Linked DNA regions of Homo sapiens: region 2 is linked to region 1. Evidence: chromatin loops called from intact Hi-C (ENCODE). Cell type or tissue: mammary epithelial cell. All regions are shown on one strand.

Evidence for each region. A loop is a pair of places that touch in the nucleus more often than their neighbours do. Peaks named below come from ENCODE experiments on the same cell type or tissue, not always from the same donor. Only the 100,000 strongest peaks of a DNase experiment are listed, where the experiment ranks them.
Region 2: a loop joins it to region 1, with 15 times the contacts of the local background. A loop is called at or near these places in 3 of 110 quality-filtered maps.

The regions. Positions count from the first base shown.
Region 1 is chr13:45,507,320-45,515,319 of GRCh38, forward strand. COG3 (component of oligomeric golgi complex 3) reads left to right here. Exons shown (of 23, transcript NM_031431.4): 15 at 2,373-2,497; 16 at 4,446-4,535. Among named protein-coding and RNA genes, the nearest start is that of COG3, 46 kb to the left of the region's middle. In mammary epithelial cell, a CTCF peak has its summit at 4,442 (motif pointing right); DNase peaks (open chromatin) are centred at 4,472 and 4,962; H3K27ac peaks cover 1,623 bases.
Region 2 is chr13:45,580,521-45,588,520 of GRCh38, forward strand. ERICH6B (glutamate rich 6B) reads right to left here. Exons shown (of 15, transcript NM_182542.3): 5 at 6,543-6,712; 6 at 83-145. Among named protein-coding and RNA genes, the nearest start is that of ERICH6B, 31 kb to the right of the region's middle. In mammary epithelial cell, a CTCF peak has its summit at 4,500 (motif pointing left); no DNase peak of the experiment used is centred here.

The sequences.
Region 1 (8,000 bases):
AAACTTAATACAAATTAAATGTTAGTTTAAAGTGAGCTCTTATGGAAGAAATTTAAAAATTATACAAGTTAAATAGGAGTGGTGAGAGAGAGAGAAAAAAAAATTTTACAAGTAGTACTTGTTTTTGGAAAAAAAGCTTACAGAATTGTAAAGTGAAAGTACTGGCCAGGCACGGTGGCTCACACCTGTAATTCCAGCACTTTGGGAGGCCGAGGTGGGCAGATCACCCACGGTCAGGAGTTTGAGACCAGCCTGACTAACATGGCAAAACCCCATCTCTACTAAAAATACAAAAATTAGCTGGGTGTGGTGGCACATGCCTGTAATCCCAGCTACTCGGGAGGCTGAGGCACAAGAATTGCTTGACCCCAATAGGCGGAGGTTGCAGTGAGCTGAGATTGTGCCACTGTACTCCAGCCTGGGCAACAGAGCCAGACTCTGTCTCAGAAAAAAAGAAAAAAAAAAAAAGCCTGGGTGTGGTGGCTCATGCCTGTAATCCCAGCACTTTGGGAGGCTGAGGTGGGTGGATCACTAGGTCAGGAGATCAAGACCATCCTGACCAACATGGTGAAACCCTGTCTCTACTAAAAGTACAGAAAATTAGCCGGGTGTGGTGGCATGAGCCTGTGATCCCAGCTACTCAGGAGGCTGAGGCAGAAGAATCACTTGAACCCAGGAGGTGGAGGTTGCAGTGGGCTGAGATTGCGCCGCTGCACTCCAGCCTAGGTGACAGAGCCTAGGTCCAACCTAAAAAAAAAAAAAAAAAAAAAAAAAAAAAAAGGAAAGAAAGCACTAAGCTTCAACCTTTCTCCCTCATCCCTTTCCCCTCAAATCTGTGCTATACAACCTACAGGCCTTCTTGTAAGAATATGCTGCTATAACCATTTATAAAAAGGAATTAATGTTTGCTCTGTAACTTAATACCAGTGTATCATAGATCTACTTCTATTTTCTTATTATTGAAAACATTCCAAATATACAGAAAAGTTGAAAGAAAGATGAATGATGAACACCCATACCCACAACTTGGATTCAAGACTTAACATTTTATTTTTTATATATATTTTTATATATATATATATATACACACACACACACACACACACATACACATATATATACATATATGTGTATGTGTGTATTTGTATGTGTTGGGGTGTGTGTGTAAATATATATTTTATGAACCATTTTAAATTATTGACGTCATTGACACTTCACCCTTGAGTATTTCAGCATCTCCAAAAAATAACGACATCTTTTACTTAACAATAAACCATTATTGCACTAAAAATTTAATGAGTTTGCTAATGTCCTCTAATGCCTAGTCCATCTTTCAATATCACCTGTTGTCTCAAAGTATTATACCAGCTCCACTTTTCATGGTTCATTTGAAATTTGGTCCCTCGACCCAGAAGTGATTGTACTTCCCTTACAGAGGTGTCTTTGCTCAACCATACTCCCCACCTGCTCTTCCTCACAGTCGCCAGAGTCTGCCTTTTCTGACCTTCCCAGTGGTGGGGGGAAGCCCGCTCTGGTCACCTGGGAATTGGATGTACTAACTAGGCCTGTATGTGATTTGACTCAGAGTGTGGAAGACAGTCTGACAGGTGAACCTAATTTGATTAATCCCCCTGTTTAGAAGTGCTTTGTTTTCTTGTTACTCCCCCACCTCCACAGGCTCCCACCTGCTTCCTTCCTCATGACTACATAGAGATCTGCTTCCTTTTTTTTTTTTTTTGAGACGGAGTCTCACTTTGTTGCCCAGGCTGGAGTGCAGTGGCGAGATCTTGGCTCACTGTAACCTCCGGCTCCCAGGTTCAAGCGATTTTCCTGCCTCAGCCTCTCGAGTAGCTGGGACTACAGGCACACGCCACCACGCCTGACTAATTTTTGTATTTTTAGTAGAGACGAGGTTTCACCACATTGGTCAGGATGGTCTTGAACTCCTGACCTCATGATCCGCCTGCCTCGGCATCCCAAAGTGCTGGGGTTACAGGCGTGAGCCACTGTGCCCAGACGATCTGCCTCCTTTTTAATGGCTGCATTCTATAATGTGATTATGCTTTTCCTATGTTCCATAAAGATTATTGATCACAATTTGGGAAAAGCAACTTGGGTTGAGCATATATATATGAAGCTGGAATGTATGTATGTCCATATTCATGTGTATTCTCAGTTACTGTGTTAAATCTCACCTGTCACTGATTTAGATTTCTTAGGGTATTCTTGATGAAAACTGAGGTGGGAAAAAATTGGTGCCCTCTAGCTACTTATAGCTAATGAGAATAAGCAGTTTATAGTTGCCATGTAAATTATTGTAAGACAAATATCCACATGTGTGAAATGTGTCTTCTTTTCCACTTGGGTTTTAGGTTCAACAGAATCCCTCAATCCTAGACCACAGACCACAATTTCTCCAGCAGATCTTCATGGAATGTGGTATCCTACGGTTCGAAGAACTCTTGTCTGTCTCTCCAAATTATACAGATGCATAGATGTACGTGTATCTTTACTGTGAATTGCTCGTTCTTTCACTTGAAATATTTTTAAATTTACATTTTAAGATCTTGATAAAGTATTTTGTTGGATATTCTTAAAATCATGATTTTTAGATATGGAAGTAACTTGAGGTCAAGCTAATTTAGGAATTTCTAACCTGAACTTTCTATAGAAACTTATAATTCAGTAATGGGCTTTGGGGAGTCTATGGACACCTCAAAATTGTGGGCAAATTTTGCATGACTGTTTTATGTGTGCATTCCTGAAGAGAAGACCCTGACTGCATTTAGAGCAATGATTAAATACAGCAGTCATGTAATGAATTGTCTAGATGCCACTATTTCTTAAGGATATGGTTCAAAAGGAGTATGCATTTACCCTTACACCGCAGAGATATTTTATATTGTAGGACTGCACAGTTGTTTCATTGGGTCAGTAGAATGTACACTACTCTATATTTAATTTAAAATGCATAATTGCTGGGCTTTGTGCTTATAGATTTTGAAATGCTACCAAAAGTGCCTTTTGCCCAGTTCTGGGACTCTTAAGGACAGGCCCAGATCACCTCTACAGACTTAGATGTCTCAGCCTTTTTGCCCAGCTGATGAGATCTCTTCCAGAGAGAGGTTTGGATATTTGGCATCTCTTCCTCCCCAGGGTGTCCATTAGGTTTATTGAATAATGATATTAGGCTGAGATTCAGCAACTTCCTGCAGTGGAGTCAGGATCCCAAGGAAAATACGCAGGAGGCATATTCCACATAGAACCCATTGTCATCACAGACTCTAGGAAATAAAACCTCTTAGGGTGCTTAACAGGGATTTTAGCTTAATAGTAGGTAGGCCTGAGGAGGTCACTATGCCAGTTTTGTCTTATGCCTTAGGCTGGCTTATTCTTTTTTCACCTAGCTTATATTCAAATCTTAACACTTTTAGTCTTACCGATCAAAGGTGGGGAAAGACAATCCAGTGTAAAATACGTTAAGGCTGAGCAAGGGAAGGCGAGGGTCTTGGTCTAAGCTGCTCATCTTAAGCTTTCTTAGGCAGGGTTAGTGACCCAGCAGGTGGCAGCTCTAATCTCTCCTTCCTATAGTAATAGCCTTGTGGGAAACCACAGAACAGGGAGAAGCAATGTAAAAAGAGAATAACATCAAGTTGGAGACCAGGGCCCAGGACAGTGGCCTAATAATGAATAGGCTCATATTTATGTAGAATGGAGGCTGGGAGTGAAGCAAGGGGACTGACAGGAGTCCTGGTCCAACCACCATGCCACACCTCTGGGAAGATAGTAATGGCAGAATTAAATTAAGAATCATACTGCCTATACCATTTGGTAACCTGTTTTTTTTTTTTTTAAACTCCATTATGAATTTCACCGCCTCCTTCAGCATTCTTTGATTTCATAAACAGTATTCTATAATTTAGATTTAGTCCTATTTTATTTGTCAGTCCCCTGTCTTTGAACATTTATGTTATTTCCAGTTTATGGCTGTTCTAAATAATACTGTAATGAAGAGCCATGTACATGATTTCCTAAAATACAATTCTGTTGTATTTTTAGAAGTGGATTTACTGAGGGTTTGTTTTAAAGTTGGTTTTAGAGATTTAAAAAAGAGCCCCACATGAGATCTTGTTGGAGCGAAGGCTCCGTGAGGTCAGAACCATGCCTGCCTATATTTCTAGCATCTAGCACAGTGCCTAGTATGCTAATCAATATTTATTGAATGGTCACATGAATGTTTCCAGGGATGACTGCATATTACATATCTATGTGTTGGTTTAGAAAGGTTGCATGGGAATAGGAAACCAGGAAGAATAATACAAGTAGTAAATTAATCCAACCATGAGGGCAAGCAGGCATTGTTATTTGCACTTACAGCCTAGGATATTCCTTTTTTTTTGTTTTGTCAAATGCCACAGGCTGATTATTCTCTTTTATTCCACCAGAGGGCAGTGTTCCAAGGATTATCACAGGAAGCATTGTCTGCCTGCATTCAGTCCTTACTTGGAGCGTCAGAGTCTATCAGCAAAAACAAGGTTTGATGAAGTGTTAGGTGAAATCCTGTTTCCTGGTAAAATATTGTGGAATATAGCATTTACTTATAGGCACAGAAGTTTAAAGCTGTTTTGGCAGTAGGATTTGTTTAACATGATTGAATTTTGAGGCTCTTTGAGAGAAACTGTTATTTCATTATAGTGCTAAATAAAGACTGTACTATATAAGAGAGTCCAACTTTGCTAAAGTACCAAAAGTGGTACTTAGGTTACACATTCTATAGAGTAAAGGTTTCTTGTTGTAGTCCTAGCCACTGGGGAAATGATACTATTTCCCTGGAATACCAAGAAAGCATTTTCAAGGAAACATCACAATTTATAATCATCTCTCTCTACGATAATGTTTTAAATAGTTGAATGTTCTTACATGGAGGAAATGAGTCAGTCAATTTTGAGGACAGGTAATTGTGGCTCTGGGTTGTGTGACTAGAAGGAGTCACCATGACTGTATGGCTTACAATTTTGTTTGTTTGTTTTGAGACAGGGTCTTGCTTTGTCTCCCTGGCTGAAGTGCAGTGGTGTGATCATAGCTCACTGCAGCCTCTATCTCCTGAGCTCAATCCATCCTCCTACCTCAGCCTCCCAAGAATCTGGGACTACAGGCATGTACCTTCATGCCCCTGCCAAGTTTTGTATTTTTTGTGGAGACAGGATTTTGTCATGTTGCTCAGGCTGGTCTCAAACTCCTGGGCTCAAGTGATTTGCCCACCTTGGCCTCCCAGAGTGCTGGAATTACAGGTGTGAGCCACTGTGCCTGGCCTTTTTTTTTTTCTGAGAGAGGGTCTTACTCTGTCACCTAAGCTGGAGTGCAGTGGTATGATCTCTGTTCACTGCAGCCTCAACCTCCTGAGGTGAAGCAATTCTCCTGCTTCAGCTTCCTGAGCAACAGGACTACAGGTACCTGGCTAAATTTTTTATTTTTTGTAGAGACAGGATCTCACCATGTTGCACAGGCTGGTCTCAAATTCCTGGGCTCAAATGATCCTCTTGACTCAGCCTTCCAAAGTGCTGGGATTACAGGTGTTAGCCACCGCACTTAGCGGTTTACAGTTTTTAATCCAGAAGGGATCTGGGGCTGAAGGCTGCTGGCATGTGCTTCTCCCACAGACCCTGAGATTTTTTTTTTTTCCCAGGAAGTAGAGCATGTTCAAAAGTGTTGCTTTGCTTAACTCTCCTCTTAAAATACCTGTCACCTATAGGGAAGGAGCTGTGGGAGCTGTTTCTAGCCAAAATTTTCTTCCCACTTGGAGTGTTCAGATCCTGTGAACTTTTTTTGATATATGGATTTATAAACGTGACTTTTAAGGCTTTTATATATATATATATAATATATACATATAAATTATATATATATAATATATACATATAAATTATACATATAATATATACATATAAATTATATATAATATATACATATAAATTATACATATAATATATACATATAAATTATACATATAATATATACATATAAATTATATATAATATATACATATAAATTATACATATAATATATACATATAAATTATACATATAATATATACATATAAATTATATATATAATATATACATATAAATTATATATATAATATATACATATAAATTATATATATAATATATACATATAAATTATATATATAATATATACATATAAATTATATATATAATATATACATATAAATTATATATATAAAAGTGATATATACATTTTATATATATGTATCTCTCCACAGAATAATTTGGGATCTTGTTGCTAGGAAAGCTTTATCTTTGTGACCACTATATTTTTCTCATTCATGAAATGGAGAGGTGAAATGAAATTTTCACATGGGGACTAGAAATAAAGTTATAGACAGGCAGATTTAAGTTTTAACAAGTATTTCCAAGTCTGTGCCCGCACATTTTTGATAATAGGTGAAATTAGAAAACACATGTCTAATGTTAAGGAAATGGTTACATAAATTGTGGCATGTTTTATATAACAATATTACACAGTCATTAAATTTTTAAAAATGAAACAATAAAATTTAACTTAAACATATTAAGACAACAGGTATTTAAGATGCAAATCAGATAATATGGTATGACTATGTAATAAAATGCATTGAAGAAAATATGTAACAGTGAAAGCTTTTAGGTGACTATGGATGATTTTTTCTCTCATTCCCTATACATCTCTTTATTTTCTACAGTGATCCTGTGTTTCTCAGATCTCAGGAGGGAAAAATATGACCTAATTTTAAAAAAAGTTCATAGGCTTATGTCCTCTTGTACCACTGTCCTCTCTCTTTTTTTTTTTTTTTTTTTTTGAGACAGAGTCTCACTCTGTCACCCACGCTGGAGTGCAGTGGCGCTATCTCAGCTCACTGCAACCTCCACCTCCTGGGTTGAAGCCATTCTTGTGCCTTAGCCACCCAAGTAGCTGGGATTACAGGTGTGTGCCACCACGCCCAGCTAATTTTTGCATTTGTAGTAGAGACAGGGTTTCACCGTGTTGGCCAGGCTGGTCTTGAATGCCTGACCTCAAGTGATCCACCCGCCTTGGCCTCCCAAAATGTTGGGATTACAGGAGTGAGCCACTGCACCTGGCCATGTCCTTTCTCTTAAGGGAGGCATGAAAAGCGTTTTGATAGTTCGGTCTTTTGCCCTCCTTATCTGTAGGCCATCCTCTTTTATCTAATTCTGTTTCCTACATATTATAAGAGGTTTAAATATGTATGGAGAAGCTCTCAATTTGATAGACACTAGCTTATTATTTTCATGGTTGAGCTTGTGTACTTTTTTTTTTGTTTGTTTGAGATGGAGTCTCCCTCTGTCGCCCAGGCTGGAGTGCAGTGGCGTGATCTTGGCTCACTGCAAGCTCCGCCTCCCAGGTTCACGCCATTCTCCTGCCTCAGCCTCCCTAATAGCTGGGACTACAGGCGCCCACCACCATGCCCGGCTAATTTTTGTATTTTTAGTAGAGACGGGGTTTCACCATGTTAGCCAGGATGGTTTCTCTGTCTCCTTACCTCGTGATCCGACTGTCTCGGCCTCCCAAAGTGCTGGGATCACAGGCGTGAGCCACCGCGCCTGGCCAAGCTTGTGTACTTTTATCTTAAAAAGTGATCAGTGAAAATGGATTAATGTCTTAAACAGTTTTTTAAGGCAAGAAATTGTTCTTACATACTTAAACTGAGCACCTGTCAACAAATTAACATGATACTATTTGCTGGATTACAATAGCTTTAGTGAAGTAATAAAATCTATATGATACAATTTTTGGCATCAGAGTTGTTAGGTCTTTTAAAAATAGAGCAAGTATTTAAAATGTGTAGCATTTCCCACTTACCTGGTGCTCTGTGTTCCCGTATGCAGAGTGAGTTTCCATGACATAAGTCACTGATTATGTTTATTAAAATCAGTGGAGAGAGTAAGCGAGACTGGGAAGGAATCTTCATTTAATAACTC
Region 2 (8,000 bases), 73 kb after region 1:
GCAGGCTAATTCTGTGCTTCTTACCTTCTCTGGGATGGATGACTAACTTCTACAGATCATTTAAAATCATCATAAACTTTACCTTCCGGAGCCAGCTTCGTGGTGGTTTCTTGCTCTGTTTCTGATTTCGATTTTAAAGATTTTACTGTTAAAAGGCAGAAGAGGGTGGCTATTAATGATTTAAACCTTACATTTTCCAGTGGGTTCATACTGGGTATGTGGGGTCCCAGGTTCTTTCTTGGCACCCAAGGCTGGTCAACAGTTGGGGGGAACTGAGGCTGGCGGCACAGCTGGCATATATAGATGCCCCACTGCACCCCACCCTCTTTGGCTTTGGTAAATCACTCTAGGATTGCAATAAATTAGTCGTCAGAAAATGTAACCCTGTTGTGGCCTTCTCCTCTGGTTACCATGAGGCTAGTTTTGGTCCTCAGAATAGCTGGAAGGGCTGAGGCAGGGTAAGAGGAAGACTTTAGAGGTATCCCTCCTGCTGTAGGAACCATAGAACCAAGTGGCTCCAAGGCCATGTAGACACACAATGCGGTGTGCCTGTCACTGTACAAAGTAGTGTGTCTGCTCTGTGGCCATGGGGTGTGTGATGGGGACTGGATGGGAAACATGGGGATTGCCTAGGATAGATCTGCTAAGATTTGCAATGGGAAGCTACTGTATATATATATTTAGGACTTTTGTAAGTTCTTGATTACCCTTGTTTTCTGTCTTCTGGAACTTTATGATCCCTGTTCCTTTTTGCCTCTTTCCCTAGTGTTTGTCTTCCTACTCCTGAATGCTAAATACATGTGTGTACATGTGTGTGTACACACACTCAAAGACAGACACACACATACACATCCTACATTCCATTCTTGTTTTTGAGACAGAGTCTCACTCTGTTGCCCAGGTTGGAGTGTAGTGGTGAGATCTCCGCTTACTGCAACCTCCGCCTCCCAGGTTCAAGTCATTCTCCTGCCTCAGCCTCCTGAGTAGCTGGGACTACAGGCGTGTGCCACCACACCTGGCTACTTTTTGTATTTTTAGTAGAGGCAGAGTTTTGCCGTGTTGGCCAGTCTGGTCTCGAACTCCTGACCTCAGGTGATCTGCCTGCCTCAGCCTCCCAAAGTGCTGGGATTACAGGCATGAGCCACTGCGCCTGGCCCATTCCATTCTTAATAGCAGGGACTAATAGGCCCATGATGAAAAAGCCAAGTAAACTGCTCCATTAGCTTATGGGAGTGTCCTAAATTCAAGACGGACAGGGTACAAAAACAAAAACTTGTGTTGTGGCCTGTGGCGTTAAGAGGACTTTGAACACTTGCCATATCAGTGCCTATTAGTTCTTCAGCAAGAGGCCGGCACTTCTACAGACAAGGAGCTCTCCAATTTCAAGAAAACTCACTGTGCCATGGCACAGTTCTGACTGTTAGGAATAATTTCTTTTCTTAAAATATTTCTCTAGGATTGCATTAGTGTCCTATTCTAGCCCTTCAGTCTGGAGTGTAAGACTCAGGTCTTGGTTTTGTGTGGCAGATTGTCAAATATTTAAAGTCAGTTTTTACATCTCAGTCGTGTGTCTTTCAGACTTAACATCCTCCTTTGCTTCAGCAGTTCTTTGTGTGACGTAGTCTCCAGGTTACTGTCCAGGACACCAGCCCTTCTGTTGAGCCCCCACCAAGCTCCTTCTAGTTCTTAGAGAGTGTGGTGTCCCCCAAACTGAACGCGCCATTCCAGGGATGGCACTCCAATGCAGGGCACAGCAGGATGAAATCCTCTCTACATAACCTTTCAGTTGTATCTGGTTGTGTTAACTTTTCTGGCAGTGACATCAATTATACTGTTGAATTATTGAGCTTGTGGTTGAAGAAAGCATCTAACAACAAACAGGGCTTCCTTACTCTGCACTTCTCCAGCCTGCTGTTTTTGGGGGCCTGATAGCAGGATCTGATATCAATGACCAATATCTTTCATCTAGCTAATTCTGGTCTGATGTTTCTGCCTGCCAAAATCTTTTAGAATCTGACTATGTTATCCTCAGCATTCAACAGCTTCAGGGCATCTACAAATATAAATATTCCTTCTAAATCTGCATCCAAGCCTATTATAAAAAATGTTGTACTGGACAGAGCTCCACGGCTCTCTGCTGGAAACTGGGTTGACTCTGATCTATGAAACAGCATCTTGAGGTGCTGTTCAGTCAGTTATTAGTGATGACATCATCTTACAGTAGCACCCACCTAATATATCTCTATCTTGTCCAGGAACATCAGGAAACCTTTGGAAATGAAATGCCTTGTGGAATTTCGCCCTATGGGGTTTCCACAGTTCCCTAATCTGATAACCTTGTCAAAAAGTGACCTAAAAGCCAGTATTATGTAATTGGCTTCTATTGATCTTAGGCTGGTTTCTTGTGGTCATTTTGCTCTCAGTATTTATCCCAGATTGGTCACAGACTCATTTCACCAACTTCCCACAATTCCTCAAAAACCAGAAGCATGATTAAGCTATTCTCTCAGTACGTACAAATTCTGGAGTATATTTTATCCAGATGAGGAGACAGCAGTTACCATTCTCTTTTGATTTCTTTTCACCAATCTTTAGTTCCTGCTATTTCTCAACTAATTTTGTTGCACTCTTTTCAGTTTGAGGATAATTTTCTTTTACAGTAAGTCAAAATTAAATAGCAATTAAACAACTTGATTTTTCCCTGAATCATTAATCAGCACTACACTAAACAGTACTAGCCTGTCTGTCTTGACTTTTTTTGGCTCAATTCTATTTTAAATGGGCCTCTGTCTTTTGTTGCTGCCTGTATGATCACTATTATTATTATTATGTTTTGGTAAGAATGTTTATCCTGGGATTGATTCAGTTTTCCTGACACTATTCTTAAAGTTCACAGCCATTTTCCTACATTTATTGTTGAGAGCATCCTCATCTTTTTAACCTCTGCATGTGATATTTCAAAATCTGAGTCCACTGAAGGAAGCACACCAGTTTGCACTTTTGAGAGCTTTCAATCCTCTTCCCCATCTGATATGGTTTGGCTGTGTCCCTACCCAAATCTCATCTTGAATTGTAGCTCTTGTAATTCCCATATGTTGTGGGAGGGACCTGCTGGGAGATAACTGAATCATGGGGGCGGTTTCCCCCATACTGTTCTTGTAGTGATGAATAAGTCTCATGGACCTGATGGTTTTATAAGGGGAAACTTCTTTCGTTTGGTTCTCAGTTCTCTCTCTTGCCTGCTGCCATGTAAGATGTGCCTTTCCCTTCTGCCATGATTGTGAGGCCTCCCCAGCCACGTGGAACTGTGAGTCCATTAAACATCTTTTTCTTTATAAATTACCCAGTCTCAGGTATGTCTTTATCAGCAGCATGAAAACAGACTAATACACCATCTGACCTCTCCTTACACCTCTGCGTATTCTCACCCACATTTCTATACACACAATGTCTCTATGTGTACGTAGTTCTATCTACAGAGCTCCTTTCCTACGAAGACTGGTTTTTTGTAGTAGGATATACCCTTTTATCACCATGATCTGACCTTGAATCAGATGAGCATTCAACAACAATTTCACAAGTATTTAATAAATATTCATTTGTGGTTACTATGTGCCAGGCACTAAGTATGGAGAATTTCTGTGAGCATGGATGTAATGCTCTGCATTAGAATTTCTGGCTGACTTGGTTTATGATCCTGCTCTGTGCCTGGATAGACACATGAGGCCATAACTAGTGTTTCCAGTGCTCCAGAGCGTCTTCTCATATGGATCACAAGGCATTTCCTGTGCCTGTTGCAGCCTTTCCACGTCAGACCTGCCACCCTCTGGAGTCATAGGTCCCAAGTATTTACCTGGGTATTTTTTCCTCCATATTTGGCCAAAGTCCTATTTGTCGAGAAAGGCTGAGCCATGTGGAACACGATTTTTGACTCATTGTGGTTGAACAATTCCATAATAAAATCATGCTTTGGAAGCGGGTGCCTTGAAACCAATTCATCTTAAACTAGAAGTTCTCCATTTCCTCATTGTTCGTGTCCCCAAGCATCCTCTGGGGATCTGGTTAAGAATGCAGATTCCAGGATGTTTCAGGCAGGGGTTCTGATAAGCGTTGAAAAGCTACATTTTCACGACTGCTTGGTGACAGGGACACCCAGTTCTGGGCCTCCTGGAGCAGCAGTGCCCATGCCTGGCTTCGTCTTTGCTGACTCCTGCGGGCCTCAGCTCCACGTGCCCAGTTCTTTGGGTTGTGTTTGCTGTGGTCACCTGTGTTTCTCCAAGTGACCAGGCGGCTTCTTCCCTGGGCTGAAAGCTCTGCTTGTCTGCATCTGCCATGCTTGGGAATCCTTAGTAATGTGTACCCCACCTGCAGGAAGACCGCTTTCCCCTCCTGCACGGATGGTTTTCCTGCGTCCCTTTCCTCCACCTCCTCCTGACTGGGTTTTGCACTTCCCTACCTTCCTGGAGTTTTGTGCTTCCTGGTTCATCTTTGTCGCCATCTTCAGGCATGTGGCCAGCCTGTGTTTTACACCAAGCAAGGGAACATGGACACTGCTCAGTGCTCCTTGGTTCATTTGGGACTTTCATCAGAGTATGCTTGTTTGGAGTGAAAACTGGAGCATTTCAAAGTCAGTTCGCAGTATGGCTTGGTAGAGAGCGTGGCTAGGTAGCTGGTTGCCTTTTCCCTCTCTCAGCAGGGCTCACAGGACCTAGGCTTCCCTGACCCTAGAAGGCTGCCATTGGGGATGGAATATTCCTTTCCATGGCTTTCTTGATAGCTGACTGGCTGTCTAGCCCATAAACATACTTATGGCATTTAATGGTGACCCAGGACCCAGGAGCTGCTAAATCTATTCATTCTTTGTCCCTCTTTGTCACACTTGCGCCGTTCTGTTGGCCAGACACAATCATATACCTGTTGCCACCAATGCTCTCCAGAAAGATAGATTGGAAACTACAGACAGAAGGGGAGAGAAAAACCTCCATGAATTTTTAGGGAATTGCTTGCCTTTCCTTGTGTTTCAATCTTTGTTCTAATGACCATCCCCCCACCCCAAGTAACTGCAGGAAACTGGGGTGTCATTGAGCCTGGCTTAGAGGCTCCAACACAGTCCATATCTTTGACTCAAGCCACCAATGTCACAATATTTGATCAGTGGACATTTCCTGTGGGTGGTCAGACTTTTACTAAACACTCAGTATATGTTGGCTTTAAGGAACTCCAAGACATAGCTGCAAAATGTGCCCATACAGACCGAATATACATGGTGATTACAACCTCAATGAAATGCAGACATAATTAGCTCTATTAATAATGCTAATGAAGGGCCAATGAAACAATGATTTCAATGGGGCCCCTCTCGGGGCTGGGTCCACAGTGGTGTGAACAGGCTCGAGTCCCCTCTGTTGCATACCCCAGCCTTTTCCCATTACCTTTCTCCTCTCCCACATCCTCTCAAGCTTAGCATTGGCACTTGACTGGCAATTACTCAGGAAATGACTTTCAGAATCCTTCTTATGAATATTTAGATAAATGCTCAGATTTTCTCGGTGGTCATGCTTACTGACTTTGAGATGGCTCCAGTTCTTGGGGCTCCGTGGGAGCACACACGCTGAAAAAGGTCCCCAGTGAACCGATGTAGCCTGTGAAACACTCCTCAGCACATGCTGGCGGTGTGTGCCTGTCCTCTGCCTCTCCATTCTCCCTTATAGGGTTTCTGGCTCCTAATTTCATTTAACCACATTGGAGCTACAAAATTTAGCAGCCACGGATAGGGGCAGGGAAGGGAGGTGACGGGGGAATCTAATTTACTGCTGCCATGACTACAGATGTGAAATAAATCTGTGAATCAGTGATGGATCGATCCCACTAAAGCTGGATTTAAATAATTAATAACGGCAAGAAATGCTATTCGGTCTTCCACCCCCAGGGTCCCAGAGTGAGGATTTGGGGGTTTAATTGGGTAGAGAATGAAGACCCTTAATGCAATTTTGCCGGACTCTCTCCTGTGTGTCTTAGCTGTAGCCACGAAAGTTCACTACATGGATAGTTTTGGTGGGTTCTGAATCAGGGCTGGCTTTGACCCCCACTGAGACTGTCTGAGGTGGGCCCATGTCCCATTTTCCATTTTCCACATGATTATCTGGATATGGCCTGTCACCCCAGGGAGCCAGTGTGTAATCTGGGAAGAAAATGGCCTGTGTCCCTGAGGGAAATTGTGCCTGTGTTCATGTAGAACAAGAATAGGAAGACGAATGAAAAACAGGGGAAGAGACGGAAAGATGGAAGAAGCTATTTGTTTCAGTACTTTGCTGATGCTCTTTCTCTGAGGGGGGTCTGGGATGGGATGAAACAGGAAGCAAGGCTAGGAGAGGAGTTAACATCTTACCCAAAATGAGACCTCAGAGGGCAACAGAAACAGTAGGATATCATTAGCATGAAAGGCAATACTCGAGCCACAATATTTCACATGCACAAAACCATTCCTCCCCTGGCCCACAGAGCCCGGCTGCGCCTCACCGACAGAGCGCAGCTTCCCTCACCGGCAGTTCTGTCGTAGCACCAGTCTGTCTGACTGGCCTGGCTCCTCCTGTACAATGTCAGAAGCAACTCAGAAGACTCTGTGGCAGATTCAGAGACAGGAGAAGGGGTAGCGAAAGTCAACGGGACAGTCAAGAAGGTGGTCACCTGAGAGGGGCCAGCGTCTGGACTCCTGTCAGAGGGGAGAACAGGAAGGTCAACTTCCAGACAGGGGCCAGGTCAGGAACCCCTTCTAAGGCATGTTAGGGGTTGAGGGGGTGCTCTTGATGTCCAGACCCAGATGATGGACATCTCAAGGTTTGAAGAGACTAGCTGTGAATCATGAAAAATAGGCCAGTGTGTCACTCTGGGCAGCAGAGCCACACATTGCCGCTGCTGCTTCACTAAACTGTGAGAGGATCTGTGGCTACCTTCAAAGGCCACTGGGCCAGATGGTCATAACTGACAGACGTTCCAGAACATTCTCCTTCCTCCCTGGCTCAAAACCCTGCTTATTCTAGTGCCTTTCCCTACCTCACAGTTGTTTTGGGCAGAGTGGAAAAGATACTGAATTAGATGCTGCAGCAGTTTAAAATCAAGCAGTGAGGTCTGTCCCTGCAATCGGCTCACCACAAACACCACCACCATCAAAAAGGCTTTCCAAAGGGCCTGAGGGCGGGGCACTGGGTGTGAGGTGCAGGCTCCACTACCTGGTAGCTTAGGATCAAGAGGGATGACCCTGACACATCAACCCACACTATGTTCTTTCTCAGGAGTCTCTGGCTTTTAACTAGGGGCAAGAAACTAATTCAAATGAATGAGAGGGGTCCTTGGGGTGTCTTGGCCCTGGAGTTATTTCATGTCAACTGGCCCAATTGGCAGAGATGGGACAAGGAAAGATGCCTAACATATAAACAGGTGGTGACTATGGTTGGTAGAAAAGGCATAGACTTTGGTGTCAGCTCTTGACACCTGAGCTTAAATGTTGGCTCTTGCAACATAGTAGAGGCACTTGGGGTAAGTTACTTGTTTGCTATTGCTCTTGCAGAGGAAGTAAGTTAGGCCTGTCCCCATCTGCACCAGGGAACTCAGTGTAGGGGCAGCGCATGGGGTAAGGGCTGGAGTCTGGGTAAGGGCTCAGGCAAAGAGGTGAAGGGAGAGAGCAGAAGCCTGTTTTTTCTCACAGGTGGGTGCCCTGGGAAGTCTCCCTTCAGGGTCTGTAGGAGTTTCAGGCAGATCTTGCAGGTGCCTCTGAGGGATCAGTAGGGGAGCTTGGGTCTGTGCCGGCCCAGCAGCCTGGGGCTTAGCAGCTAAGTTCTTAGGATACACCATCAAGAAGGGGTCCCTGAGCAAGTGGCCAGATGTTTGGATCCTAGGGCAGGTGACCGCAGGGATTAAGAACAGGCGGATGCAGGTGAGTTCCTTAGGCCCATGTCAACTCTTGCCCTGCTCCAGGCCCCAAGGCCAGGTGAGGAGACTCT